5 separate regions of the Homo sapiens genome follow, and all the other regions are linked to region 1. A link is a loop called in an ENCODE intact Hi-C map of the cell type or tissue named here. Cell type or tissue: psoas muscle. All regions are shown on one strand. Each heading gives the region's core, and the rest is flanking DNA. Links, peaks and the distances in the headings are about the cores only.

Region 1 (5,973 bases), core at 353-5,352:
TATTGGCAGTTTTTTCTCAAAGCAAATAGGTGAAGTTTCTCTCTGTCTCTCCTAGAGAGACCGTCCTGGATTTGATTCCCTATGGCTTGGGCTTGTGTTCCTCCCTTCCTTCTGTGGTGTGCTGTAGAACCATGCAGGCTTCCCTCTCCACTATGACTGACTTCAACTGCATCTTCAGTTGCTCTTCTTCCCTCCAAACAAAACAAAACAGCAAAGCAAACAAAAGCCAAACCAAACCAAAACGCTACTCCTCTTACCCTAGAAACAATCACCCAAGAAGCTCTGGTTTGTTCGTGCAGTAGCTTAGGTCACACAATCAATGAATGGAAGACACAGAACTAGCAGAACTAGAACGCTATTTTTTTTTTTTTTGTAACAGATAGCTTGTCTTTACTTTTTTAAAAAATGTAACTTAAAATTAAAAAAAAAATTTCCATAAGTTATCGGGGTACAGGTGGTATTTGGTTACATGAGTAAGCAGAACGCTGATTTTGATTCTCAATTCAGTATTCCTACTAGCTCAGGCCTCTCCCAGGCAGTGTCTTCATGGTGTTAAGTGTGCACCTAAGAACAGCCTGTAGACCTATATACTGTGTCTCTCATAAGTGTACTGCGTTCTATTTTTTATGTGTAAATGCTGTAGCTGAAATTAATAAAATGTTTTGCCTTTGTGTATTTTCTCTATAAATACACAAAGACAGCTAGGAAATATTTTTGATGTTAATAAAAAGATCTTACACTAAAAAATGCCAGGAACCTTTGTGCTACCAAAAAGTTTACTTCAGGACTAACCCTTGCAGGGGCCTAGATATTTCAGGGTCTTCCCTTTTCCCCCAAATATTTGCTACCTGTTTTCCAAGCCCTTCCTTCCAGTGAAATAAAGCTGTTTCTTGGCACCTTTAGGGACAAATGGCTGATTGGCTTTACACTTTAACAAATGAATTCACACTGACATATAAACAGCCAATCAGCAAAAATGCAGATATGTAGTTTGTTTTTTCTGTCTCAGTATATTTGATACTTTCCAGTTTTGATAAGGAGGAGAGAGTTGGAAAGAAAATGAGGCCCAAGGGAAGATAAAGTTTTCTTCAGCTTGATTTTTTGAGAGGGTTGGTCTGGGATGGCCCTGTTTATCTTTGTGCACTTTGAGATATGCTTGTCCTGTGTGACCAGCCCGCACAGCTGGGGAAGTGGTAAGGAGTGAAGAAGTGTTGCTTTCCCAGCCTCCTCTCCACTGGGAAAAGAAAGAGAGAGGCAAATGGGGTGACGACGATACATCAAACCACTTTTTGCCCGTGTCTTCCTGGGCCAAGAAGAAATACTTCAAAAGCACAGTGTGAAAAAAAAAAAAAAAAAACCCTCCCAAAGGGATAGGATTATGTATTTCCCCAAATAATTCCCTCCCAGAGGTTTTGCCTTCAGGCTTCTCACTGAAGACCTACAGGCAGGAAGGGCTGTATGTATTATTTTATGATTATTTTTTAGAGACAGGGTTTCACTCCGTTGCCCAGGCTGGGGTGCAGTGGTATGATCATAGCTCACTGCAACCTCCAACTCCTGGGCTCAAGCAATCTTCCTGCCTCAGCCTCCTGGGTAGGTGGGGGACTACAGGTTTAAGCCACCATGCCCTGCTAATTTTTAAATTCTTTGTATAGATGGGTTGTTGCCCATCTGTGTTGCCCAAGCTGGTCTTGAACTCCTGGCCTCAAACAATCCTCCTGCCTTGGCCTCCCAAAATGTTGGGATTACAAGCATGAGCCACTGCTCCCAGCCACTATGTGCATTCTTAAAGGACTGCCTTCCATACGAAACATCTTTAGTTCGCAACAAAGCTCTGCGGCATTCAACAGTGGATGAGAGACACCTACAGCCCCCGACTCTGAGGTGTATTCCAAAGTGTGAAAATGTACTCAGTGACTTGACTTACACATTAAGCTGGCCGAGGCCACTAACATAATACATGGCTTCTTTTAACCTCCAGTCTCAGAGGGCTTAATGAGAAATAGTCTGTCAAATTTCAGGATTTCAAGCCACTGCTCTTGTTTCTAAGAAGGACACACACTGTGTTGTGCAATTAGAGAAAACCAGGCTGAGCTTTCGTCATGCGAGATGTAATGCCTTGAAGCCAAATGATGCAGTATTTTTAGTTGTAATTACTGGCTTGTTCTCCAATCCACTCCTTGCCCAACGACCTCCCTTGCTTCTCCCAAGAATCTTAATACAGTTTCTTCCCCTCAAAAATCCAACTGTGGCTACATAGATCTTCACTACTCGCCCAACCCTCTGACTCTTCAGTAAAATAAAGGGAGGAGAAAGAAATCAAAACCAACGAACCTATTTTACATATCTTCCCCTCCAGGGAAAAGATCTTAGCAATTTTCTAAAGGCTAGAGTGAGGTAGGAGGTGTCAAAAGCACCCTTACCTCCCCCAAACAGGCAGTTTTCGACTTCAAAAAACAGTTGTGGTAAAAATATCTCCCAAGAACAGCCAGCTGTTTATTTATAAATCTGTGCGTAGGGAAGCTTTATTTTTCTGAAGTGTTTTCAAGAACATGCATAGTGTTTGGGTGAGAGGGGCCAGCCTTGCTGGCGGCGAACCAAAGAGCAGGGAATCACAAAAGACGGCCGGCGGCGAGCAGGCTGGGGTGACGGGGACCCCGTGGATAACGGGCTTGAGGACGCCCAGGGCTTCAGCCTTTTCCAGGCGTCCCTCGCCGGGGCAACGCAGAGCAGCTGCCGTTCTTCCCGCGCCCCAGCAGATGGTGGTGTCAGCCCGGCCTCGTGCCCGGCCGCCGCTGCGCCCGCGCCCCCTCCCCTCGCAGATGGCTTAATCAGGGCTCCCGCCCGCCCCTCCGCGGCCCCCGCCCCGCGCGTCTGGGCGAGCGCTGCGAACGTGGAGCCAGGCAGTCAAGTGTTACTGCGTACAGCAGGTAGCCTGGCAACTGAGAGCACAATACCGAGCAGATGGTGTTCGCACGGCGTGATGGACATCACACACGACAGCCTGAGACAATCCAGGAATTCCCTGGTGACTCGAGGCCCTCTTTGCACAAAATGAGTTCTCTCTCCATTGCCGTGTATCTCTGGGGTTATCTGCCCCCCTCCTCCGACTGACACTGAACTGGTTTCTCATTACCGACTTTTCTTCCAGCCGGAGGGGAGGAAGAATTCAAGTGGGGGAGGGCGCGGGAAGGGGACGTGGAGGGAAACGGAAGGGCTGGGAGTGGGGTAGGGGGGCAGTGGCGACCTCCGGGGGGGGAGGGTGGCGGACACCAGACCCCAGGGCCGACAGCCCGGGAGGGACCGGGTTCCAGGACCCCAGCTGCACAAAGCCGGCCCGGGGAGGGGGCGATAAGGAGCGAGCCTCGGGTCGGCCCGGCACCGCTGCTTCGGCTCAGAGTCCTTGCAATCGCTTGGCCTACGAACAACCTAAATGAAATTTAGGGTTTTATTGAAAAAGTCCCCTGGGGCCTAATTTAGCCTCTCGACTCCAGCCTATATGCTTACAAGTCCTCAGGGGACTCCGGCTAGGAAGTCAGGAGTGGGGCCCGTGCGTCCCCGGCAGGACCTAGACTGCCTCTCGGCGCAGGCGGCCCTAACAAAGAAGCCCACGAGGCGGTCCCGGGCGCGGGCAGGGGCGGTGCGGCGGCGCTCGGGAGACCCGCGAGGGGCCCTGGAGGTCCTCGGCCCGCGCGCGCCGCTCGGGAGCCCGCGAGGCTGCGGTGTGCTCCAGCGGGCGCATTTCCCAGGCCCCGCCACATCGTGTGTGTTAGTGGCTGGGAAGGACACGAGGACAGAGATGAGGATTGTTCGTGGCAGGAAAGAGTAAAAATAAATCAATGCATAAACAAAAAGGATGCCCCAGAAAACCTGTGCTTTTCAGACACACACACACATACACACACACTCACTCACTCACTCACTCTGAATTGGGTCAAGTAAAAAAAAATTTTTTTTAAAGGAAGGAATCTTTAGCCCAACTGGGATTTCGACGAAATTGTATATATCAAAAGATAGCTACATCCAACCTCTCACCAGAATCCAGAGGCTTTCTCCTGCAAAGATACTATTGAAAGTTTTATTAGTAAGTTTGAGAAGGCGAAAGTATGTATCAGAGGTGAAAGCTAACATGACAATTGCTTGGCCAAAGAGCGCAGCAGTTTTATGTTATTGAGCAGCACAGGATGAATCGAACACCCACGATGGCTAGACAGAGGCGCCTGGCTGTGACTCCCAGAGGTTCAGGCAAGCCATCTGACCTCTCTCAGTCCCCACCCCCTGAAATGAAAACCATACTCATAAGACTCCTTGACAATGGAAATTTTGGAGGTGACATAGTTAATGAAGTGTCATAGAAAGGAAATAGCTAAGAATACTCTAAAACCTCCCCATTCCCAGTATGGGCAATTTGGGAAAAATGAGTAACTAAAAATTAGGGGTTCTCAAAGTGTGGTTCCAGGATCAAATGCATTAGTCCCCACCTGGGAGCTTGTTAGAAATGCAAATTCCCAGGCTCCCCTCTAGGCCTCCTGAATTAGAACTTTTGGGGGTGTTTTAACAAGCTCTCCAGGTGGTTACGATGTCCCATAGAGAATCATTGGGGCAAATAATCCTGTGCCCTGATTAGATTGCAAAGCTGCACTTTCAAAAGCAAGTCAGGGTGCTGAGTTGCTTAGTTTCTATTGCAAAATTTCCTGCTTTGGAACAAAATTTTCAAAATTTTCAGAGGGTTGCTCAGGCCAGTGATGTTTGCAATGCAAACCCAAGAATTCTGAAAGGAGCCCATGGCTGAAAGGAGCCAATTCTTCCAGGACGGACTACTCCAGTTGCAACTGTGCTGTGGAGGCTGAGGAGCATCCATGACTGAGGAAGGGCGAGTCCCCTATAATGCCCTTGCTAAGGGGAGCATCAGACATCCCTAGACTTACAAGTCCCTCGTGTAATAAGGTGAACTATGGAAAGCTATGATTTGAGGAAAGTTCCCTCTGATTGAAAGAGTTCTTCAAATATGAAGAATGTAACACTTATGGGGCACCTACTCATTGCAAAACACTCTACTAGGGGCTTTCACCTGTATGTTTAACTCATTTTGTTGATTTTTTTTTTTTAAGCCCAAATTTCTGAGAGGTTAAGGAACTTGTCTGGTGGTGGCGTCTCTGGGATTCTGACTTTTCCACTGACCATAACATGCATCTGGTCTAAATTGAGCGGACCACCCAGGAGGATGTTGGAATAAAAAGAAATGGGAAGGGGGTGGGGAGAGGAATGGGCATAGAATAAAAAGGTAGAAACCCTTGGGATCAAAGGATGCAACTGAAAGAGCACCAAAATATGCATCATTTTTTTTAATATGTTGTCTGGTACCCAAAATTGGGATGCCTCTGTGGTATCAACTTTGACATTTAAAGAAAGGGCATAAGATTAGATCATTCAACCATAAGTGGAAGGAAGAAACAAAATAAAATAAAACCTTACAATTCCCTTTGAAGTTGATCAGGTGTCAAGGCAGTGATTTGGTTTTCTTTTACAAACTTTCTTTTTCCAGAAAAATTTTTACTGTGGGTTTGGAGAGGTGTTTACAATAAATTCATAGCAGAGCTCCAAAAGGGCCCACCCCATCTAATATCCTCTGTCTCAGCAGATTATTGAAGAAGATTGGATTAAAAGGTTTGTTTTGTGATGTGTGATGGTTGTGTCCCCAAGATGATTGAGTTTGAGGCAGAGTTCATCAATTTAGGAGGCTTATCACTGAAGCAGCAATAACTTGGGGCCCAATGCGAAGGCTGCTAAATGGGTCCAGCAAAGCTCTTGGTTCAGCTTCTAGAAAGGAACAGTGTACATTGGGGGAACCCCACAGGCCTGGGTAGAAACTCAGCTCCACCATGGGCCCAGTGACTGGCACATAACAAACAGCTTGTGGTTGTTATTCTTACTGCCGAAACCTCTTGATCATGCAGGGCATCCTTCAGGGTG
Region 2 (5,973 bases), core at 272-5,271, 190 kb after region 1:
GATGCTGGAATGAGTTACTGAGGAGGTGGTAGAATCTCCTTTTCTGGAGATCTTTAAAAATAGAACAGCCATCTGGGATGATTTAGATATGGTCTTCATTGAAGAAGGGGGAGGAAGGGGGATGAAGGATCTCTCTAAGTCCCATCTCATCCTTGATTTTCTGATATTTCACTTTAAAGTTTTATTCATGGCAAATGCCTTAAAGGAGCTAGGATTCACTTTTTCTTTTTATCTCAAAGTTAAATCCCATTTTATTTTGAACTGTAATTCTGCTGAATCACTATCCTTCTCTCTTCAAATGGGCAATTTGGATGTCATAACTTTTTTATGTAGAAAGTTTGGATGGAACTTAACTTTCCTTCTTTCTTTCTTAGAAAGGAAAGCAAAGAGATGTAAGATGGACAAGTTCAGAGGTTGGGAATGACAGGCAGAAGTGAGAATCTCTGCGTGGATTCTGCTCCTGCCACTGAGAAGGACTGAGGGAGGCGAACAGCACATGGAAAAACAGGCCAAGACTTCATGGAATGTGGAACATCCCACAACAGGGACCTGGTGCAGCTGAACACAGGAGTTCAGCCCTAGAGGTCTAGTTTACTATTTATAACTATTGAGTCTTCATTTTTGTTTGTTCATTTGTTTTCATGGGATTAAGCTTGGTAAAGTCATGTAAACGACAAGAGGCAGACTTTTCTTCTATTTGGCTAGGAAATTACAGCAGTTCAGCTGTTTCCTCTCTTTGTTCTTATGACTCTTGCTTGATTTATTAAAGTTGCAGAGTCAAAAGAATAATAGATTTTAATACACATCAGGCTGAATCTTACTATTTTTGCTATAGAGGCCATGCTGTAAAAAAGCCTTGTTAAATTTGTTTCTCAGCACTATTTGTATGCCATAACTGTTTTTCTAACCTAAATAAACTTGGTTGCGATTATCAAATACATTTTATTTTTAAATGTTCATTACAAGCACTGTTGTTCATAACAAACTAATGACTAATGACTCTAGTTATTTTTTTTCCAAAGGGAACACAGATTTCAATGACATTCACTTTTTTTGCCTTTCTGTAAGTTAATGAATAATCCATATTTTAATGGAATATTGTGTTAAGTCAGAACAAAGTGTGACCAGAAAGGTCTTCACAAAACATGCTTGCAAACTGTGGCCCTGTCACTTTATATGATATTAACCAAGGACACGTGCTTCTTCATTTGCTTACTGAGCCCAGGACTGGCTGTGTATCCACACCAGCAACACTTCTGTGGATGTGTGCAGGTGTGTCTGTGCACTGGTGCTAGAAGTGGAAGCCAAATGCCAAAATCCACAGAAAGAACATTCTAAGGTAGAAATAAGAACTCCCCAAAACAAAAAGGCAGAAAAAGAATATTCTCAAAGAACTTTACTATGAATTACATTAAGGGGCCTTTATAATACAACATGCACACACTGTTGTGTTTTGGTACATCCTGTTACATAACTGTTCACTAAAGTGGCCATCAACCACCTTTCATTAATGGAGGGCACACAGTTGTCCAGGGCAGACGGAGACATCTGATCCTTAATAGAGCAGAATTAAGTGTCTGCAGGGAGGCTGTAATTTCTACAGAGCATGGCTCCAACTTTTCCTCCCAGGAGGCCCCAGTCCCGGCACTGGAGTCCGCAGGATGACTGTCTGGGGTGAGTGACCTGCAGGAGCCCAGCTGGGGCCAGGGCTGCACACAGGGGGATTTAATCTCTGGGATAAAGACTGGTTTGGGCTCAGCTAGGTCAGATCTGGAGAATAGGCCCTTGCACACCACCTTCTCTCTGCTTTAGAATCTTCCCTTTGCTCCACTCACACCAACATGGGCAGGTGGGATCAGCTGAAAACGCAGTCTCACCAAATCCCACTGGCTGAATCCTGCTTTCTTCTGCTCTCTTTCCTCCTCATTTTTCCCCCTCTCCTGTCCACCTTACTTGCTCTGGTACACTCCAGGAGCCTCCAGGAGCCCTGGACAAACTCAGTGGGCCAGTGGCACATTCTCTGGGAAATCGAGGTCTGAATCTGGAGCTAGCCTATCTACTGCCCCTGACACGAACTCCCAACTCACATCCAGACTCCAAGTGGCTTGTGCTTAACTTCCACGATTTTCCTTTCCAGCTTCTGGTCAGTTTCCTTCCCTCTCTATGGCTGGCTGGCACACGTGAAATCTGGTCACTTTGTTATTTACAAACTATAGTTTTCAGTCTCATACCCTCTCCTGAGCTGCTCACTATCGCTCCTGTGGGGTTTTCTCACAGCCTTCTTTCACAAATTCAACACCACCATTCCCTCAGTGCAAAACAAGCATAGAGAGCTTGCTGGGGCTTGCAGAAAGAGGGAGGGGGGCTGCTGCTTCCCAAAGCCCTTCCTCTGGCACTGCCAACGTTAACGCCGATCTGTGGGGAGACTGCAATTCTAACATAATGAGATATTAATGAGCTCTGCACATGTCCCTAGCCACAACACTTCTCTCTCCCCCTCACCACAAACCCCCTTCAGCAAATCTAAAGAGAATCAGCTCCTCCTCTGACACTACAATTCCTCCACTTTCCCTGGAGCCTGCCCTCTCCCACTGCAGCACCTGGGTTGCCCGCTCACCTTAAGCTGCCAGCACTACAGAGCACCAAATGGGCTGGCACTGCCTTGTTTCCTGGCCTAACGGATGCTTGTTTAAACACTGGAGCTGTTTGCATTGCTGCGGCTCACTGCATGTTAAACACAGTCCTCTGAAACCCTATGCCAATCCAATAAAGGTATCAGCAGTTCAGTGTGGGGAGGCAATTACTATATGGTCCCAAGTGTGCCTTCTAAGCTCTAGGAAGGAAAATTTGATCGAACAACTAAAAGGAAAATCTGATTCGGCTCAGCATCACGTGGAGGACACAAGGCTTAACTGCAGCCAGGTCTGTGGAGGGCAGAGGGAAATCAATCCAGGAGCTAGGGAGAGCAAGTGCACATTGTTAAGAGGGCTTTAAGCCAGCCTGTTAGTAATACTGTCTCCTGCGTTTGGAAAGACACCCGCCTGTCCTCCCCCTTCTGCTCCCTTCAGCTTGCTTGCTTTTTAATTCCAAGGGGTATACTTATTTATTTGCTAATGACAAACTACCATCCTTCTTAACACCCTCCACCTTCTCACTCACCTTTAATTCCTTAAGCACTCATATTTAAAAAATGGCTTTTCTTGTGCAAGATCATTACCATATCAAAGGCGATGGAGAGAGACAGCAAAAATGATAGAGGGATAACATACAGGCAGAGAGAAGAAGGCAGGCCTGCTTCAGAGAGAACGGTGGGTCCCTAACCTCAAGCTAATGATACCAGTCGATAATGCAATGGATTGGTTTTCTGCCTTAGCTAAGTCTGAAAAATCAGGGGAATTAGACATACGATTTACATTTATTTCTCACCCAAGAAGCAGAAGTTAGAAAAGTGAATCATTCCCTCTGTTTTTAAGTTCTGGATATGAAAAGATATGGAGCCTAGGGTTTCTTTTACTTCTCCTTCTTTTTCATTTCAAAATCAGCTCCAAAATGGCCCATCTTTCCCAAGGAAGAGTGAGAAAGCAGCAATGTATGTGTCTGGCAACACAGAGAAATGCTACCCACAATGCTCACGTGGTGCCATCCATTCACCAGGAATTTTGCCAAATCCTTGTCTATTTCCTGAGGTTCCTGGCACAGGAGACACAGCCAAGATGGAGCAGAGGGCTGCTGTCAGCATTGGCCAGCAGTAGTGCCTATCTAATGGGTGTAAGGATAGAGCTGTTCCTTCAAAGGGTTTGAGGACAGAGTGCTTGCAGGGGTGCCGGGTAGATCTGAAATCTCACGGGATCCCCTGCACCCCAGTGCTCAGAAGGGGAGGGAGCTCTGCTCATGATAGGGTGCCAGAGGGATACGTAACACACTGAAAAGTATTCACTATAAAAGCACATTGACAGGGTCTCTAGACTAGCACATTTTGAGAGTCCCTGGAACAGTAGAGGGTCTGGCCTTGTACCCTAGACTTGACTTTGTATTTCTTACTGCACCAGCTTTAGAAAAACTCCAGCTCCCCACACCCCGGGATCCAGACGGTGGAAGCTCCACCAAGCAAACAGCAAGGCTTTACCAGCCCCACCCTGCAGTAGGGCACCACACTCTGCCCCCTTCCCTCTGTTACTGACTGGGAACAGTCATGAGAGCTTGTAGAGGACTGTCATCTTCAATGCCCATAACTGTTGACATCAGGTGAGGCATTATGATTTTACATATATTATACATACACAATATGTTTGGTTCTTGTGTTCTCCTTAGTTTCCTGACTTAACATTCATGGAACAGCCTCATTATCTCAGGCCTGGAAATATGGATAAGTGCATTATAAACCCCTTCTGAAAATTGATAAATGCCTTGCTCGTCTTGTATATTGGGAAGCAAAGTGTTCTACTTAAGTTTTGTATGTACATATTTTAAGGGGTAGTCTTTGTGTGTGTGTGTGTGTGTGTGTACACCTTTTAATAAAAATGTAAAAACAATTTTTAAAGACTTTAAACCTCTGTGATCAAAAGCTTTCTAAAAATATTTGGATGTTTCCCTGCTTTATTAGAAGGTAGATAATTAACTTTTTTTGATAACTCATAGGGTCATAAGTTACTGACCTTATTGTTGGTTACAGATCTGCTGTTTGTCTAGGGGAAAAAAGCTAGTTACTTGATTACTGGCTACCCTTATTATGAAGGAAGAGAACGTTGCAAAAGATGATAGACCAATACATTTATGAGACTCCCTATGACCCTGTTTTGATAGTACCTTGCTATATCTCCAGACTGTAAAGTCTGTAGGAATGTTAGATCTGTTCCTCAGTAAGACATGAACTCACTCCCATCTCCACTCAGCAGAAACATTTTAATTTCTTTTCTCTTCCTAGTGTTTGACATATCACCACAGAATAAAAAAAGTGATACCAACGCCAAACTTCTTCAACCTATTACTCTCTTTTCCTCTCCCCAGACATAGAAACTCACAAAATCCCTGTGCTTCTATAATGTCATTCTAATCCAGAGATAGTGGCTGAATTGTAATAAAATCACAGAAGGAAATTCTATTCCAGTGATGGAGAAATGTGGTAAAAGATACTATTTTGTTAACAGCGATTCTGAGATGATCAGAGTAGAGGCAATCACAAATGGACAGGGTATTCTTCTTTTAATTGCTTTTTTGTGTGTACATTAAGAAGGTATTTTACCCTCAAATATATAAAGAACTATCTCTGAAATCTTTACCTTTCATATTATTTACATAAAACTTTTCCTCCCTTTTTCTAATTTGTAACACACGAAATGTTTTCTCCATGTTATTCTGTTATCTTGAATTATGTTATCCTGGATCAAGAAATAGCATTCTATCCTTCTCACCAACATGAAACAGAAGTCATATCCTATTGTACAATTGTTAAATGATTACTAAAATCATTGGAGTCAGGTATACTAAAGTGTACTTTCATCATCTGGCAGATTATATTGAATAACAAGCCAGAGGTTCCATTACTTCACTCCCAACTACTACTTCTCTCAAAGAGGGGTGGGTTTGCACTTTGATATCCTACTTGCACACAGATGTAAAAATCTTTGTTCCCCTTAGGAAACTAGCATCTTATTATTCATCTACTACCTTCTCTGGGAAGAGCTTCCTTGATCTCATTTCAGTATTCATTTAGCTCATTACTTCCTGAGGATCAAAAATTACTAGAATGCTTCATGAGAAATAAAACCTGAGATTCCCAAATCTGCATTACTGATGATGGAAAAACCCAAATTAACAACGGAAGGAACTCCGGTTCGGTGACCTTTCGCTAAACTTTTTTTTTTCAGTGTTTAGTAACACAGAGGCCTAATCAGCAAAACATGATTTCAGCTTCCTTTAGAAAAATGAGACCTTTAGAGCAAAAAGTGAGTTGAGCACAAACTAAATTTTGGA
Region 3 (5,973 bases), core at 412-5,411, 320 kb after region 1:
GGGGACAAAGCAGAGGACTGATCAGGTATCCAGAGCGATGTCATAGCTAGTGCCTAGACAGACTGTTGGGCAAGTGCAGATTTGGGGGGAACGCACTGAGGGACTTAGAGGGATTTGTGCTTGGCTGGCTGAGTTAGGAAATTCAGGGCAGCGGAGGTGGGTGTGAAGCAGGGATTTCAAGGCAGAGAATTATACACCAGGAAGAAGAGAAGCAAGAGGAGCTGGTCCTGGCAGGTTTACTTGGCGGAATTGCAGCGCCCGTATCTGAATAATGAAGTTGGTGAAACCGAGAGGGCTGCAACCCAGAGATGAAGGCGCGGAGCCAGGACGTGGCTCACGCTGAGCTTCCAGCTCCAAACTCTCAGCACAGGGCTGAGCACAAAATAGAAGAGCGATGAATGAATAATACCTAATAATATCCCAACCAACCGGCCAACTGCAGGACAAGCCAGTTTTACAGGACTTGCCGGCCAGTCCTTTATTTTTAAACTTCTTTGCCCGCTCTTGGAGCTTGAGTTTGATATTTACACCCACCCCCCACCCCCAAAATGGGCACAGCAGAAGATGGACGCGCTGCTCAGATCTAAGCATTTGGATACCTGTAAATAGCTCTGGTTTAGCTTGGAGGAGACTGAACTTAAATGGAGTGAAGTTTGAAGACTGTCTGTGAATTTTAGCTTTAAATATTGTAAGTCAGCGCTGGCGGCAATGGCCATCTTTAACTTCGTGATACTAAGAAAAAGATAGGCTCTTCAGACAAGAACAAAAACATTCCAGTTCTCAACATTTGGTAAGGCTTTTCCCCAGGAATTCCCTTTTGCTTAATCTGACCCCACATACTTCCTTTAAATGTCCCTTTACGAAGACATTTTAGTTTTGGTTCAAACAAACACAAAAGTTAGTGTAAACGCTGGGAAAAAGCAGGTGGAGTGGGAGACTAATGATCACTTTTCTGTGTGATCCTGAGTGAGTGGACTGGATTTCTGGCCCAATAGTAGGGCAGTATTTCAAGAATGAAAGGGAAATTTCTTGAGGGAAATGGACAGTTTAAGGATGAATATCATTCTTTTGATATCTTCCCAAAACATGTGCAAATTCAGCAAGAGGTTACAGGAAACCTCAATACCCTTGATTCAGAAATAAACACAGGTTATCTTTTCAAAAGGCATACAAGTGACCAAATAATAAAGCCATCTCCAAAAGGTCAGGAGAAATTTATTGGGAACCTACTGGGCATAGAACTGAAGAAAGTCTCCTTGTAACTGGGCTTCCCATGGTTGCAAAAACAGTGGGTGCCTTCACTAGGTTTATTACCAAAGATAGCAAATGTTTTCCATGGAAAACTTAACTGGAATCTGTTTTGTCCTAAGGTCAGATCTACAAAGCCATAATTACCCAGGTAACTTGGGTCTGATGTTGCCAAAAATATCCAGGTAATTACAGGAGAAAGGTCATTTCCTCTGTATAATCTCAACTATACCACTGGCTGTCTATACTGGCAGTTATCCAGTTAAGAACAGCCTTTCACATTTCACTTTGTGCTTGCTTAGACCCTGCCAAGACTGAAAATCGTAACGAGTTTTTTAAAATCCCCTTTATAAATATTCCCCTTCCCTTGCCCCATTCCCTAGGATGATCTGATGACTTCCTCACAAGACGATATACGGAATACTTTGCTAATTTTTACATTCAAAGGAAATGCTTTCTGGAAAGAATACTGTGAGACAGAAATGAAACAAGAAAGGTGAAGAGGAAGAATGAACAGGGGTGCCAAGATGTGCAAAACTGTGGGGATTCAAAGATTCATAGCAAGAGAGAAAGAAAAAGAGAGAGGAGCAAAGCAGATATGCAGGTCAACAGACGTCTTTATTCAGAGTTTGAGCTTTGTCAACACAGGCAGTTTGGGGGCAGAAAGAAGCGCATCTGCTGCTCTGTGATTGCACAAGAGAAGCTACCACTCCTTTTCTTCACAAAGAAAAAAAAATGGCATTTATCGCAAGTACAGCAAGGCATATTAGGATTCACCTCCCCCATTCTTTCTTCCCTCTTCCTCCTACCATCTCCCTCGCCGCCTCCCTTTCCTGTTGGAAAAGAAAAGGTGGGAGGGAGAGGAGGACCCACCGGTCACAGACAACGCTGTGGGATTCTCTTTCTTCAGCTTTTACCAGCCTATGGGGGTCAGGATGCTATTGGTTCAGCTTTATGTGTGATATGGTGCCTCTCACTTAGCAACAGCGAGCAGGAGAGGCAGGAAGCAACGCCACCTGGCTCAGCAAGTGTGCGGATGGTTTAAAACGAGCCACTCACTCACAGGGAGAACAGAGGAGGGGGGAAGAGAGAGCAGGCTGAGCTTAATATATTGTACTATTAAGAGCAAGGCTTAATCAGGGTGTTAACAACAACCAACAGGCAGGCTATGGGGGAAGAGCAAAGACTGGACAGGAGTTATTTTTAATGAGTATCTACGTATAAATCATACATGTTGCCTTCCTTTTTTTTTAAAAGGACAGACTACACTGTGCTGCCTGGATGGTGGGTGGGGAGAAAGATGGTTATCTAGGCAAAAAATAAGAGATAAGATGCATCTAAAATTCTACAGTGAGTTTACTCGGTTTTACTTTGTTTTCACACCAGGGTGTTACTAGAAAAGAAAAAGTAAAAGTGGGTGTACTTGAAAAAGCAATTGGCTACGTAATCACAGGATTTTTTTTTTTAATTAGTCAACACAGTAGCTATTTCTAAATCTTAAAATCCATTTTAGCATTTGAAAATTAACTTTCTGGAGTGGAAAGTGGCAAAAGAGAAATCTAGCAGAGAAACATCTCTGCTAGAAAGATTTTTTTTTCCTTTGCCTCCTTTGTGGTAAAAGGGAAATTTCTAAGAAGGATGCTGATAGAAGTTCTGAAAGCTCACACTGCCTGAATATAACAGGGCTCATTGCCAATAACAACAAGGAAATGTATTCTGCTATTCCATATTCTTTCATTTCTCTTAATAGAATTTGCCTTCCCCTCTATTCTAGGTCTTCCCGCCAAACTTTAGAAGGATTATCTCACCTACTTATCCATCCCAACCCACCCCACTGCATAACATCTAACAGCCTAGCCTTAGACCCTAAAATATAAATGGGAAAGCATCCTTCTTTCGTTCGTAGAGAAAAAAATGGGAGTCAACTTGGGTCTTTCATTGGAGTCAACTGGTGCCCTAGAGACAAAGCCCAACACTCTGGAGGGCACAGATGGGCCTCTGTCTGCCCTTCTAAACCAGACCCAATTAACCCCTTAGGCTCTGAGGAGTAAAAGCCACTGACTACAGTGACACCTACTGCTCGGGGTACAGCTGTACATCCTCGCACCGCCTCCCAGGTTCTCCAAAGCAGCCATGTGTTCCACTGCCGTGGGCTCCACTGAACACATTTCTCTCTGCTCTGGGCTAACACCTGGAGAAGGAAATTTTCAGCCCCCTCATTCTAAGGATGGCCTCTGAACCTATAAATCAGGGCCTTCTATAGGCAGGAGTCCTCACCCATGGGAATACAACACGCTGTCAATCTATAAAGTGACCAACTCTCGCAGCGATTCTATACAAAAGAGGCAGAAAACATAGTCTGAGAAGAGCCCACACCTCCTTCAGAATCGCTACCTTGAAATTACTTGTTAATCCTGTTTGATACCCAATGAAGTTATCCTGGAAAAAAAATGAAAGTTTTACTCAGTATCCACTGAATTTTGCTATACAGGGAAAAATATGATATGAAGCACTAGTACAATCAAGGTATCTAGAAACTCCACTTCCAGTTTATACAATAGCTTGTTAGTTAATCCATCCCTTCTACTCTATGCATTTAGTCAGATGGCAGAAATTCCCTCCCATTGAGAAAGAAATCCATTTAATTATGGAAGTCAGTTATACTTCTCTGAAGGCATAGCAAAAATTCCTCTATGTTGAGGACAATATCTATAAGTCTAGGAAGGGCAAGAAACAAAATCATTAACAGAACCCTTGACTTACCCTAAAATAGACACTGAGTTTAAAACCATCTTAAAGGTGTCAAGAGCAGTAAGTCAGATGATTATAAAATTAATGGTTCAGGCCAGTCACAATGGCTCATGCCTGTAATCCCAGCACTTTGGGAGGCTGAGGCAGGTGGATCACCTGAGGTTAGGAGTTCGAGACCAGCCTGGCCAACATGGTGAAACCCTGTCTCTACTAAAAATACAAAAAAATTAGCCAGGCGTGGTGGTACATGCCTGTAATCCCAGCTACTTGGGAGGCTGAGACAGGAGAATCGCTTGAATCCAGGAGGCGGAGGTTGCAGTGAGCCGAAATCGAGCTACTGCACTCCAGCCTGAGTGACAGAGATGAGACTCAGTCTCAAAAAAAAAAAAAAATTAAATTAATGGTTCAGGAGGTACAGCTTGTTTCATTTTTGACAAAGAATATCTAACGAATCTTCACCAAGATAGGTACACACTGAACAGAAGTAATGCTGAAAATTTAAATATTACCCTTCTTTCTGGATGCTTGAAGTGTTATGCAAATATTTTGCTTTTTATTCCCAACCATTCTACTTGGAATAACTGGATGTTACATTGTGCTATTCTCATTTTCCCACTGAGAAACAGAGGAGCTCAGCAGTTCATCCAACGTCACAGAGCAAGCTAGTGGAGGCGCCGGGATAAGAACCAGGCTTCCTGATTTAAAGCCCGTGACTTAGCCACTGGGCCACCAGAACCAGGCAATTCTCTCTGAAGCCCTGTGAGGACTATCTCAGACCTCTTACTGATACCTCACCCCTGTGTGTTAATTTGTGTTACCGTCTCAGAGTTGCAATGGCCCTATTTCCATTCTTCTTTAAGTTTCTTACTTTGTGACCTCATTTATCAGTTGCTTTCATGAAATGGGTTAAGGAAAAAAATGAGAATGTGGGAGGCTTAAGTAAAACCTACGAAAAGCCCAGAAATGGTTCACACATAAGTTAAATAAAAGGCTAAATTTACCCACCTATACCTACCTAACTCTAATGTTTTAGCACTAAAATGAGTATTAAGTGAAAGGATACTTAGAAAAGCAGCTATACTGGCTCTCCACTGAGACACGGATCCACAAGGTGGAGCCACTGCGGGGTAGCCAGCTACATAACCAATTAATAGCACAACAGTGACATTTTCATTCTTTTCCATAGAATTTCCCACTGGCAGAACACACCTGAACACACATCTGTGTGGGGTGTGCAAAGTGTAATTGTGTGACTCTGCCATGGATCACCTAGACCCCGTGTAGGAATCTGTTCAGTGGGGTATGGGTGTTCAAAATGGCATCCTTAAATGTCCCTCAAAAAACCCATATATTTCTTTTTTTTTTTTTTTTTGAGGTGGAGTCTCACTTTATTGCCCAAGCTGGAGTGCAGTGGTGTGATCTTGGCTCACTATAACCTCTACCTCCTAGGTTCGAGTGATTCTCCTGCCTCAGCCTCCTGAGTAGCTGGGATTACAGGCATACACCACCATACCCGGCTAATTTTTGTATTTTTAGTAGAGACAGAGTTTCACCATGTTGCCCAGGCTGGTCTCGAACTCCTGACCTCAGGTGATCCACCCATCTCGCCCTCCCAAAGTCTTGGGATTACAGGCGTAAGCCACCGTGCCTGGCAAAAAAACCCATATATTTCTATTTGATGAGAAGCTCCTTCCCTCAAAATATTCTTATATCTGCAACTATTTCCTCCTAACAGGGAAAGTGAGTAAGTGGTGATAAATTTGTCTCCATGAATCAGTTCTTTTCCAGAAACTGTTTTAATATAAAGCCCAATATCCAGTATCACCCTAACAGACAGCACTTATGAGGTATATAGAGCTGAAAGAGGCCCACAGAAACCCCCTCATTCAAAACCTAAAAGTGTATTAAGTCAATCATGATAAGAGACAAATACACTCTGGGTAGTTACACATTCCTCAGACGGTAATATGAACA
Region 4 (5,973 bases), core at 521-5,520, 270 kb after region 1:
AAGAGAGATCATGCACATTTGTCTTCCTGTGCCTGGATTCTTCTTATTTTTTTCTCTACCTGATGTCTGCCCTGTTTAACTTATAATTACATTTTGAATAGATGTAAAGTCTGAAAAGTTATTTCCATTGAGGTCTGAGGTGGAAGCAAAAGCAGAAAACACAAATATGATTTTTAATAAGTCACGATGGGAAACAGTAAGACTGGTCAACTTTCTATCAAATTTATTTTCATGATACATTTGTAAATGTTCAGAAGACAATAATGGCTTTAAATTCCACCATACTATAGGTTCTAAATACTAGCCTTATAATCGGAAGATCTAGGACTTGTCATCATTAACTACTTATTACGCAGCAACCTCCCACTGCCTAACACAGTATCATTTATGTGGCTGCCCTCAAGGATAATATGCCCTGGAGCAGAGTCACAATATTCTCACACCACAGAAAACCAAAACAATATAGTGGCAAGTACCGCTTGATTTGTTTACTAGGTATACCCAGTCCAAGTTGGCAGAAAGGAAACTTGTGCATATTAAAATTCATTGTCCACTTACACAGTGACCCTTGTACTGCAGAATTCCCAAGGGACCTACTTTACCAGCAGCAGTGGTTCCCCAGGTAGGCACTGGCAGGGTCTGTTGGAACCATGCCCACTACGGTGGCAGGAAAGTAATGGCAAGGACAAGCACCCAGCTCCAAAGTCAGACTAACAATTTGGATGTCCAGAAGTCTGAGGCTTTTAAAACAATTCAACTTGGTGGATGGTTCAATTTACCACTTCTTTCTCAAAATTCCTCTCTGCAAATTTCTATGAAGATTTAGGGTTCTAGAGCTGGAAGGAACTTGGCATGGGAGTTAATCAGTATCATGAACTGTTGATGGCACGAGGACTTCACCTCCTGCCCCCAGGCCAGTTCTGCTTTTACTACACCACTGGGTTGGGGTGCATTTGGAAGTGACAGCAGCATTGCTCCTTTGTAAACATGGTTGGGTCTGGGTTACCTAAGGGAAAATTCTAGAGGGAGCTCTCGGACAAAGTTCCAGATATACTGGGAGAAAAGTACCTAGTAAAAGAGAAACACAAGACACTCCTTGGGCATAAGGAGAAAAAGAACGAAATAGTATTGGGGGGTAATAGGCTAGGGGACAGTGCAGGAAAGACAAGCAGACATGAGAATCCTGGCATGTCAGGGGCCAAGGATGATGTCCTTGAGGCCAATATGATTCAACTCGAATAGCTGAGAAGGGCTGCAAGAAATACAGTGTCCTATCTCACTGGCTTTGTCACAAAGGGTTAACACTAGACAATTTTCTTTTTCTGTGCTTTCGTGTACCCCATTTTAAAGTGAGGATAATAACATTTTGCCAGCAACGTCTGTCAAAGGGGACTGAGATACTAACATGTGCCTCTGAAGGAGTCTTGAAAGAGCACCAGATTCAAGTCCTAGCTCAGCTAGAACTCTGTGTCCTAGGAAACATCCCAAAACATCCCTTAAGTTCAGTTTCCATGTCTGTGACAATCAAGGATTGGGCTCCTTGAATTAAGTCTGCCCCAGGTATATGATTTCCATACGTGAAGTGCTTTAAGTTCCCACAAGGAAAGTTTCTGTGTAAATTACAAATGGCTTTAAGAGCCCTGTCAACTCAACCTTCCTCCCATTCCTGCTCTCCGCACAAGCAAGAGAATCACTTAGAAAGCATTGTAAGCTATAGGCAATGGGAAGAAAAGGAGAGAGACTGCACACAGGCACTTTAAGGTAAGGCTGCACCAAGCCCTTAATGCTTTACTTTGCACGAGACAGAATGTGGATTAGCGTGTTTATTTCAGAAGCCTTTCTGAACACCATACCTGGCTATTTAAATTCACAAGGCATTTGTTGTCACACTTTGTCTCATATTAACAATGGCACAGAAGGCACTGGCAGTTCTCTCAATATTCTCACCCCAGAATATTGGTGGATGGGGGTATTACTCAATGGCACAGTTTCTTTACTTATTATGAATGTGCTAGGGAAGGACCATTTACCCCCACTCCCCTAGCACCCAGTATTTTTAACTAAAAGCTGTTACTTCAAGAACGTAATTCCCAGATCCACACAGGGGCACTGTCAGTTTTAAAGGCATCGCATCTTGTTTCCTCACTTCTTTGAAGCTCATAAGAAACCTCTCCTTCTGAGCGTCTACTTCACCTAAATGATCTCAAATTCCTTGAATCACAAAACCAGTAAGAAAGGGAGGGGTTTGGGGAGGGGGCAGGGGAGAGTAGTGAGGAGAGAAAGAAAGAAAATGGGATGAACAGTGGCTTAGTGCAACGGGCTGCGAGTGTGTGACACAAGATACCCACCGCAGACAAAGAACGCCATGAGACTCGCAGGGAGACAATGACGGCTCCAGGAAAAACGCAGCGCTCACGGGGCTGGCGAGGGAGCCTGGCGCAGCTCCCTTCCCAGACCCGCTCTCCCTGCCAGCCCAGGGCTCCCAGCAGCTGCTCCCCAGTAGAGAGACACATGGTCATTTCCTAGCCGAAAGGAGGGCTACCGTTTTCCTTAGGTTTTTTTTTTAACATAAGAAATAACTCCTCCCTATCATCATATTCCCCAGATATAGCTGTATTTTCAACTACCAAAAACCAAACAGAATGATTTTTGTTTCCTTAAGAGTTTAGAAATTCTTGTGAAACAAAATAATCAGGAAGAAAACAAAAGTTCAGCAAAGTAGCTAAAATCTGTACTTCAAAAAACACAGGTAGAAAACATTTTGGTTAAGTGTGCTGGGGTGCTGGTGAATGTGGAGGACGGGCTTTGAACAATGCAGTGGGTTAACTCAGTGGTGTTGCTACCCTTTGTCCTGGTTAGTTCAAATGGTTAAGACAATGCAGAGGGCTAGGATTTTTCCTGTTTCACCTCTCCTCTTTCCCAGAAACTATCTGGAGCAGGTTGATTCACTAGAGATTCCTAATCCTCCTTGGCAGAAAGAGAAATGTGAATTTGACAAATAATATGCATAAAATATTCCTTAACCTGGAAACATTAGGAGGAAATAATCAATTCAGAAGAACTGAAATAAAAAACTAAACATAGAAAAGTGCTGCTGCCAGGCAGCTGTCCTCCAATGTTGGAAACATGATCACCACAGGACTAGATCTGTTTAAAACCACTATCTGTTTACAAACAAAGCACTTACTAAATAACGCTCCAGGTAATGGATGATGACAGGAATAGGGCTTGCTCTTTTAAATAACAACAGATTGGAAAAATATTTCAATACCATCAGACAACAAATTAAAATGAAACATCTTTTCTAACTGGAAAAATGCAGATCTAGCTGGGAAAATTGATTTCTACCCATCCTCCATCCTCCCAAAAGAAGATTAGAAAGAGAAAACTGAAAATCATACATCCTGGAGATGAACTTTGTTAATGAGCGCCATAAACATTCACAGGGAGCTAGGCTCCTATTTCATAGGTTTTTGAAAAAAATATTCTAATATGCACACGTGAGTCAAACAGACTGCAGTAAAATGCATCTGATGTTTAATTGTTTTAATACACTGCAAGAGGGAGTGAAGCCTTGTCACTCACCAGATGAAATCTGATCTCTCTCAAATCATCTCACCCAATAGTGTTAAAGACATTACTGCTGTGACATAATTCAACCTCAAGACATCTTATGGGAAACATAGGTCAGTTTTAAAGCACCAGGTGGATAAACAGACATTCATTATTCAGTCTCCTGACCTTGAATTTCGGGGGTTCTATAGTCATCTTTTGTTTGGAGGCTGCCACTTGAGATATCGTGTGCCATGCAAGGGCTTTCCAGATTTAAGTGGACTTTATCGAGTAAGATGACTCTTTTTTATGAGAACACATAAGATGCCAAAACATATGCTTCTGTCTTGTTCCTAATTCGAGGGGGCCAATAGGAAGAAAGGGAGTGGAAGGGGGAGGGGTCCATAGCACTCCCCTCTCCTGGTTGGTATTAGAGTGAACAAGAAGTGAATTAGGAAACAGGCCGGGTGCGGTTGCTCACCCCTGTAATCCCAGCACTTTGGGAGGCCAAGAGGGGTGGATCACTTGAGGTTAGGAGTTTGAGACCAGCCTAACCAACATGGTGAAACCCCGACTCTACTAAAAATACAAAAATTAGCCAGGCATGGTGGCGGGTGCCTGTAATCCCAGTTACTCTGGAGGCTGAGGCAAGAGAATCACTGGAACCTGGGAGATGGAGGTTTCAGTGAGCCGAGATGGCGCCGCTGCACGCCAGCCTGGGTGACAGAGCGAAACTCTGTCTCAAAAAAAAAAAAAAAAAAGTGAAAAAGTGAATTAGGAGACATTTGAAGACCCCTGGGCAGAGCAGAAAAAAAGGTGGTTAGCATATTTTCTCATTCAACTGAAATACATCTGTTGACCTCTAAAGTTCAAACAATTGCAGGGCTAACTGCATCCAACCATAGCTGGAGATGAATTAAAATTGATATTCTATAGTCGTCTATCAAATAAAAATAATAAAAGCTAATAAAAAATAATAATAGCAAAGACTTACATAGAGCTTACCCGCTGCCAGGCACTAATCCAAGTACTTTGGATATATTAACTCATTTAATCTTCCCGTCAACCCCTTGAGGTAGGTGCCATATACAAATGAATATAAACTTGGTTATGTTTAAAGAACAAAAAGCTTCATAAGCTTTTTGGTAAAATAAGCTTTGGTGGTAAAATAGGATAGAGGTAGGTGATAGTTTTGAAAAGGAATCTGAGTCCACATATCCTATAACATAGGATGTTGCCGTATATATTGCTGGGGCAAATATTTATATGAAGAAAACATACAAGGATAGCTTATCGGCATTTTTTTAAATAGCCTTGTTCATAAATTTCCACTGAAGAGAATACTAATCTTTGTAGAGAGAAAAGTAAGATCTAAAAGAGATTAGAGAAAACAAGAGGATACGTGATAAAAAGTGAAAAGACCTCATAGCGGCTAAAAATTTATCACCAACTGGAGGAAAATTGCACTCAAAGAGCCTAAAATCTAAAACAAAACAAAACACTGGGCTGGTCCCTTCTTGGAAATGATAATCTTTATTACAGCTTTTCCTTCCTGGGATTCTTCCTAATGCTAATTCCTAGTAGCTAAAATAATAATAAGGGAATGGAAGATGAGGCGAAAGGAGACGTTTCTGTATTCCATTATATTCCAGTAAAGGGAGGGCAGTGGGGAGGGAATGCCTCAGAGATCTAGAAAGAAAGAGGAAAGAGAAACAGCAAAAAAAGGTTTCTGTATCTGTTTCTTTTACCTTCTCACCCATTTGGAACAAAAGGGAGGTGGTCGGGGTAAGATCAGGTTATATTCCAAAGCCACCAGCCATTGGATGGCCTGGAAATGGGAAAGCCAAGCTGATCCCATTCTTTCCTCCACAGCTAACAGAGAGGCAGGGAAAGCGACCAGCCTTACCAGGCTGCAATTCTTGACCCTGTGCCTTCTCCCACACCATCCTGAAGAAGCCACTGACTTCCATCCACCAGAACTGCTTCTCTGCTCTTGCACTGAAACCTCCTGCCATTTTAAGGACACGGCCCTGTAGGTCACCTTAATCTAGTAACTCACAGTCATTTATTTGGCTCTACTATCAAAGAGAATTTTTCATCGGTAAGAAATGGCACTGTTGGGCAGCGTTGTCAATTTGTACTGCTGAGTAAAGAGATTTCAAACGTCTAGGATTAATATTTGTGATATTTACCCTAGGCTAGTCCCAGAGTTAGATTTTAGGCTGGGCGCAGTGGCTCACGCCTGTAATCCCAGCACTTTGGGAGGCCAAGGTGGGCAGACCACCTGAGGTCAGGAATTTGAGACCAGCCTGGCCTACGTGGTGAAACCCCGTCTCTACGAAAAATACAAAAAAATTAGCTGGGCGTGGTGGCGCATGCCTGTGATCCCAGCTACTCGGGAAGCTGAGGCAGGAGAATCGC
Region 5 (5,973 bases), core at 355-5,354, 83 kb after region 1:
TACCTGCATCTGAGCTTTGTGACCCTCCCTTTGGATTCTTGCCAAAATAGTCCAGCAACTGCTCTTCCTTCCCACACCCAGTAAAGAGCGTAGGGCTGGAGGAACCTGGGCAACGGAAGACAAAGGGAATTTTCTACAGAGAGTTTTATATGCTATTTCCATGGCTGTGCTATAGAAATGAAAGAGTATCATTAGGGTTTAGAGTCTAATGAGGCAGCATTAGATAGGCCAAGGAAAAGTCACTCTATGTAAAATATAATTATCTGGAGAAGAAAAGTGAGTGTACTTGGATTTAGACCACATGAGAGCCAAAACCTAATTTTGATGAGAAACTAAAATTCTGGCTATGCAAAAGGCAGACTAGGAAGCTAGAAAGCCCGACTTATGAATAAAAGACAAATAGGTCTGTTCTGGAACTTGGTGTCCACTTAGTATCCATAACATGGATGGTTTGTAAATTCAGGAATAAGGGAAGGTAAGATCCTGAAGTGTACTGTGCTTGCTAAAAGAAACTGTTTTCAGGAATGAATCATTTCTCTTACAACAGGTAAATATGGCCTGCTGAATAATAATAGCCCACATTCATTCAGAGCTTATTATGTGCTAGGCACTTTAAAGTGCTTTATAAATACTAGCTTATTTAATCCTTAAAACAATTTTATGAGATATGGACTATGACATTTGCGTGAGAGGTAAAAGTTTCTATTTTATAAAAGAAAAGACACAAAGAAATTAAGTAATTTGCTCAAGATTACAGATAATAACTGGCAGAAAGGAATTCAAATCTGGGCTCCAAAAGCCCAGGTTCTTAATAGATCTATCTCCATCAATTATAAAATTAATACAATGATCAGTATGCAGAGGCCTAGGCAGAATAAGATATTCTGCATTCATGGTGCATTTTTTAAAGGTACTACTACTACTACTTTGTGTTTAGTATATACTTCAGATTCCAGTTCAGGTTTCCAGAACTCAACTGGGACAAAGTTAAAAGTTTTAGTTCAAAACTGAAGTTTCCTCTGAAGACGAGTTTCAGAAATCAGATCCTGGCTCCCTGCCTTGCCTACAATTCATCTTAGACCTCAGGAGATAAACACCAGCTTGAGCAGTAACACAGCAACAATACGGACGACGATGAGCATAATAAATAATACTTCTAACGCTTGAACCCTTGTGCTACCAGGAAAAAAAATAAAACACTCATTGTGTCGAATGGTAGAAATATCACATCTGTGCATATATTCACCCCAGCTCCAATATAATTCTAAGACTGCCAAGCTCTGAGACCTAGAAATGGTGAGTCAGTCAGGAGGGGAGGAAGAGAGGGGAGTGCGAAGATAAAAATAGAGATGTTGATTGCATTGTTACTAATTCAGTTTAGCTCCAACAGCCCAGCGTGGTGAGTCAACAGCAGTGACAAGACACAAAGAAGAAAGAAGCACCGTGCTCTGAGGGGCTGAGCGGAGGGGATGCAGACGGTCACATCAGTAACTTCATGCCAAAATGAAACCCGCAGCATCGAGGCTGTGGTGTGAGTTCAAAAACAAACAAGTGAAAGTGCCGAGGGATAAAATGGGCTGAAATCGATGAGCAGCAGTGCGGCCGACCCTCTGGTAAAAAGCTGCCTTTTGTAAGAATCCCCTGATTGTGGGGGATGGGGCCTGCAGATCGTGAGCTTAGAGGCCAACTTACACCATTCGAACAGAGTATTGTTTTCTCTGGGGTATAAGGCTTACTGTGATTCCAGACGTGTCGCCATGGCAGCGGTGGGGGAGGGAGAGAGGAAAGGAGGAACAGACGGGGGTCACCAAGGTCCTAATTCTCATGCAAGGGCCCCCACGGCTCAGCCCTGTCTCCCTGAGAAGTCCAGTGTTGTGCTGCATCTTCTTTCAAGACACCACTGATGTCAATCCAGTTCAATTTAATAGATCTCGAGTGCCTACTAAGTGTAGGTCTTTCACTTCTAATTAACATTAGCATCTGTTAAAATACCTAACCTCTGCTTGGTTCTAGAAAACTAAAAGGGAGAAAAAGACCTAGATTCCACGCTCTCAACATTTATCTTGTCCTATTCCCAGACTGTGTGGCTATACAGGTTAAAGATACATAGCCACACGGAGGGAATATAATGAATGGATGTATGTGAATGTGCTAGTCATTCCTAAATGCTAACTTTATATTACAATTAGAAAGAATGAGAGTCCTTTTGCATTCTTAGAGTCTACTGTGATGGTCTTCCTCCTTCTAGTTTGTCGCCTGTGTACAACACAGGCTAGGTGCTAGGCGACCCTTCTGAAACATACCTCTGCCATGATGTCACTCTGACTACCTTCAATGGTGATCCAACACCATTAGCTTGGAAATCAAGATCTGCCATAGCTGGTTCTGATCCTATCTACCAGTCTTCCTCTTCTGTTGTTCAAATGCTTCTATGTACTTAGAAGGGTGTAATAGGTAGAGTGAATGGATGGATGGATGGATGAATCATAAAACAGACAAACAAACATCAAAAAACTCACTTCCATCTCCATTTGTTGGCTCAGGGGTCACCATATCTCCCCTTCGAGAATAATTTTTTTTCCGTGGCTTTCATCCATGCAAATTCTGCCAGGGTCTAGGTTATACCTCAAAATCCATATGATCCAAATGAAACCCATGACCTCCACCTTCTGTATGTCAGTGACTGGGACCACTGTCGTCAATCTGGTTTCATAAGCCAGAAACCTAGGTTCCATCCCCATTTCCAAATATTGCCAAAGCCCTTTCACTGTCACCTCCTCCATATATATCACCTCCCTCTGTTTACATGTCCTATCCCTCCATTCAGTGATTTTTCAGATCAGAGGACTGAAGTCACCTCCAAATGAATCTCTTCACATCTACTCCCCTCCATCAGTTTTCTATGCCGGGTTAGGGGGATGCTTTAAAATGATCCTATCACACTCCTCCTTGAAACTCTTCAGTGACTTTCCACAGCTCTCAGGAGAGTGGGCAGAATCTTACCACCAACGCTGAAGCCATCTGACCAGTATGTCTTCCAGCTTTGCCCCACCCCACTTTCCTCTGGCTCTCTGCACTGGCCTCCTGGCAGCTCCACCTGCTCACTGTGTTCCTCCCAGCCTTGGGGACTCACTTACTGCTTCTTGTAGTTATGACTTCTTGTAGCTGGAATGCTCTGCCTCAGCACCATCCCCAGCTCATCTCATCTGCTGGTATAGTGGTTTTCAAACTTGAGGGTCTATCACAATTGCCTGGTGGGTTTGTTAAAATGCCACAATACTGGGCACCACTCCTGAGAATTTCTGATACTGTAGGCCTGAGGTGGGACCTGATCATTTACAATTCTAACAAGTCCCCAGGTGATGCTGATCCTGCTAGTCCTAGAACCACGCTTGGAGAATCACTGCCCCGGCTACCGTCTATTGGTTTTCCGGATCTCTGAGAAACCTTCCTTGACTGGCACCTCCCTCACTAGGCTAGCTTAGACATGCTCATGGCTGTCTACACATTTCCTTCACAGCACCTGTCCTCATCATGGGCTGTAATTATGTATCTGTGTGATTATTTCATTAATGTCTGTTTTTGTGGTTAAACTCCTGTGCCTGTGGTTAGGCAGCATCTCTGTTTTCTGTCCCCAGTGTTTACTAAGTACTTTGCCACATAGTGTGTGCTCATAAATATTTGCTAAAGCAGGACTAATCTCTTCCATGAGATTTTTTCTAACTAATTGAGGTCATATCACAATTCCTTCCTACTCATGACTATTTTACTTAGGAGAAGTCCATCCTCCTAAGAGCTGATACATTTTAGAGGTTCCCCAGGAATAGGAAAATCATCAAACACTACAGAATACCAATGAGAGTTGGAGAAAAATTGTCATTGTCAGAACGAAGGAAGTTGTTACAAAAGACACTAGTGCCTGCTATGAGGCCCACTTCCTTGTGTTGGGATGATCAAATGGGATATTATATGGAAAGAACTTAGTGTAATACCTAGAATGAAGCAAATACCCCAAAACATTCACTACTATTATGGATTACAGTAGCCTTTGCAACCTGGGTCTTGTAGTATCAGTTCAATTTCAAATATTCTGTCCCAAGGTCATATTTCTTCATATATTTTGTCTAGAAAATCTGGTTGTACATATGGCCTGTATCAAACATTTTAATATTCATACAGCATATTATACTTGACTAAATGCGGCAAACACTTATTAAGTGCCTATTGTATGAACTCATTTGGCTGGCATCAGAGGCGCACGCAAATGAATAATGATCCGATAGGGGAGAGAAACAAACAGCCAGCAAAAATGTAAGGCCGAATAAAATAAGCATGAAATGAAGGCAGGTATAAAACCTACAGGTATGGAAAAGGATGGATAATTTCTGGCTGAAGTGGTATTTGATTGGGCCTGGAGCGGGGAGAGTGATCTTGACAAGCAAAGAAAAGCAGCAGAGCATTTCAGGCCAGTCCAGGAGGAGGGAGCTTAATGGGCTGAGGTTCTGGCTCCCTGAAGTGTGTGGCTCACTCAAGAGAAAGAGAAAGAACAGTGTTCCTGCAGTGATGAGAGACATGGTGAGACAGAGAGGAAGCTGAAAGGTATTTGGAATCAGATTATATATAATCTTGAATATAATGCTAAGAGGCTAGTATTTTGTTCCATAGGTAGCATGGCTCCAATTGTATCCCCTGCATGAAGCTGCTTCGATATCTTATTTTTTTTCTCAGATTTGGCTTAGGGAAGAAGACAGGTGTGATGTCTACAATCATTTGATTGGCTAGATTTGCAAGGCTGGCCTTCAGCTCACTTTTAACTTCTTCTTGGGTATTTTTTTCCAATTGGACTATACTGCCACCCGATAAGTGGTCACACGTAGTTATCACTATTTTCTAAACGCCCAAGTGTTCTCAGAGATATGATTATGAAAACAAGATTAGCAAAAATAGCTAAGTATAAATTGGTAGCTTCTTAACAAATGCTTGACTCAGATTTCTCTCCAATCTAATCCTACCCAGATCTGAAGACTTTCTTTAACTGACCATGAGTGTTGATATTTTACACTTTATGACAAAAGTCCTTCCAGGACATACATGGTTCTCATTTATAGCTGTTTTCCCATGTGTTGAAGAACACACTAATTTTCTTCCGCTCTGATTCCCGTAGTATTAAGATAGTATTTTGATGACTTGGGCTTTCTCATTCAGGCAATGGTGCTGTACTCAGCACTCCAATACCCTACCTCTCTCTCCAATTTCCACCTGTAGTATAAAAAAGAAATTGCCTCCCTTATCCATATGACTGCCACTAGACAGGATGGTGGATATGAGACATCTTCCATGTTGGCTGTGCAAATCTCTAATGTGCCATTTCTCTGATCAGATAAAGGTTTGTCAATTGACCAACCTGTGTCAATATCATGGTAGTGAAGCAACTGTGACCCGAATGTCATAGATATCTCTGCTTTTCTCTGAAAGAGTCTGCTTTTAAAGAAATATGAAATTACAAAAACATCACCTTTTATCAGAATATAACTTCTGGTTAAATTCGTTTTAAGGTCAAGAAGAAAAATAAAGAGAAACATGAAGTATTTAATAGTTTCAAGGCTGATATTTAACTATCCTATCACTCATTTCACTGGGGACTTAGGCTGATGAAAGTGTTTCTTCAATTGCCAACATTTTCTCTAGGTTGTTTCCTAAAATCTTTAAGAAAGATTAGTTATGGAAACTAATCTTTAGTTTACGGGAATGAAGACTTATTCTTCATTTAGATTCAGACTTAGTTGTAGGAACAAATACTTATTCTTCATTTCACTAAACCAAAAATCCAACCTCAAGTTATTTACATTCTCACTTGTTGAAAATATTGGGATCGTATGTAGTTTTATATTCTATCTTTTTCACTTATTACAGCGTGGACATTTCCCTATGTTATCAAAAACTCTTCTAAAATACTTCAATAGCCATGAAATA

What was found. Hi-C counts contacts between places; a loop is a spot of excess contacts. Peaks named below come from ENCODE experiments on the same cell type or tissue, not always from the same donor. Only the 100,000 strongest peaks of a DNase experiment are listed, where the experiment ranks them.
Region 2: a loop joins it to region 1, with 3 times the contacts of the local background. A loop is called at or near these places in 10 of 110 quality-filtered maps.
Region 3: it touches region 1 in a loop (2.3-fold over the local background); 43 of 110 quality-filtered maps call a loop at or near these places.
Region 4: it touches region 1 in a loop (3-fold over the local background); 44 of 110 quality-filtered maps call a loop at or near these places.
Region 5: it touches region 1 in a loop (2.7-fold over the local background); 14 of 110 quality-filtered maps call a loop at or near these places.

What each region holds. Positions count from the first base shown.
Region 1 is chr4:139,732,219-139,738,191 of GRCh38, forward strand. All of the region lies in intron 2 of MAML3 (mastermind like transcriptional coactivator 3), which reads right to left. It also overlaps a transcript of MGST2 not described here. Among named protein-coding and RNA genes, the nearest start is that of MGST2, 69 kb to the left of the region's middle. RefSeq lists a silencer at 2,750-2,869. In psoas muscle, for the core only: a CTCF peak has its summit at 2,767 (motif pointing right); DNase peaks (open chromatin) are centred at 2,813, 3,263 and 3,633; H3K4me3 peaks cover 2,166 bases; H3K27ac peaks cover 3,713 bases.
Region 2 is chr4:139,919,138-139,925,110 of GRCh38, forward strand. All of the region lies in intron 1 of MAML3 (mastermind like transcriptional coactivator 3), which reads right to left. Among named protein-coding and RNA genes, the nearest start is that of MAML3-AS1, 210 kb to the right of the region's middle. In psoas muscle, for the core only: no CTCF peak of the experiment used is centred there; no DNase peak of the experiment used is centred there; H3K4me3 peaks cover 729 bases; H3K27ac peaks cover 3,267 bases.
Region 3 is chr4:140,047,182-140,053,154 of GRCh38, forward strand. All of the region lies in intron 1 of MAML3 (mastermind like transcriptional coactivator 3), which reads right to left. The region is part of intron 1 of LOC124900783 (a long non-coding RNA gene); the gene reads left to right. Among named protein-coding and RNA genes, the nearest start is that of MAML3-AS1, 78 kb to the right of the region's middle. RefSeq lists enhancers at 1,582-2,118, 2,119-2,654. In psoas muscle, for the core only: CTCF peaks have their summits at 3,323 (motif pointing left) and 5,102 (motif pointing right); a DNase peak (open chromatin) is centred at 5,130; H3K4me3 peaks cover 2,246 bases; H3K27ac peaks cover 2,246 bases.
Region 4 is chr4:140,002,291-140,008,263 of GRCh38, forward strand. All of the region lies in intron 1 of MAML3 (mastermind like transcriptional coactivator 3), which reads right to left. Among named protein-coding and RNA genes, the nearest start is that of MAML3-AS1, 120 kb to the right of the region's middle. In psoas muscle, for the core only: no CTCF peak of the experiment used is centred there; a DNase peak (open chromatin) is centred at 2,431; H3K4me3 peaks cover 1,261 bases; H3K27ac peaks cover 1,586 bases.
Region 5 is chr4:139,814,761-139,820,733 of GRCh38, forward strand. The region is part of intron 2 of MAML3 (mastermind like transcriptional coactivator 3); the gene reads right to left. Among named protein-coding and RNA genes, the nearest start is that of MGST2, 150 kb to the left of the region's middle. RefSeq lists enhancers at 993-1,562, 1,563-2,130. In psoas muscle, for the core only: no CTCF peak of the experiment used is centred there; DNase peaks (open chromatin) are centred at 1,421, 1,761 and 3,081; H3K4me3 peaks cover 1,681 bases; H3K27ac peaks cover 3,760 bases.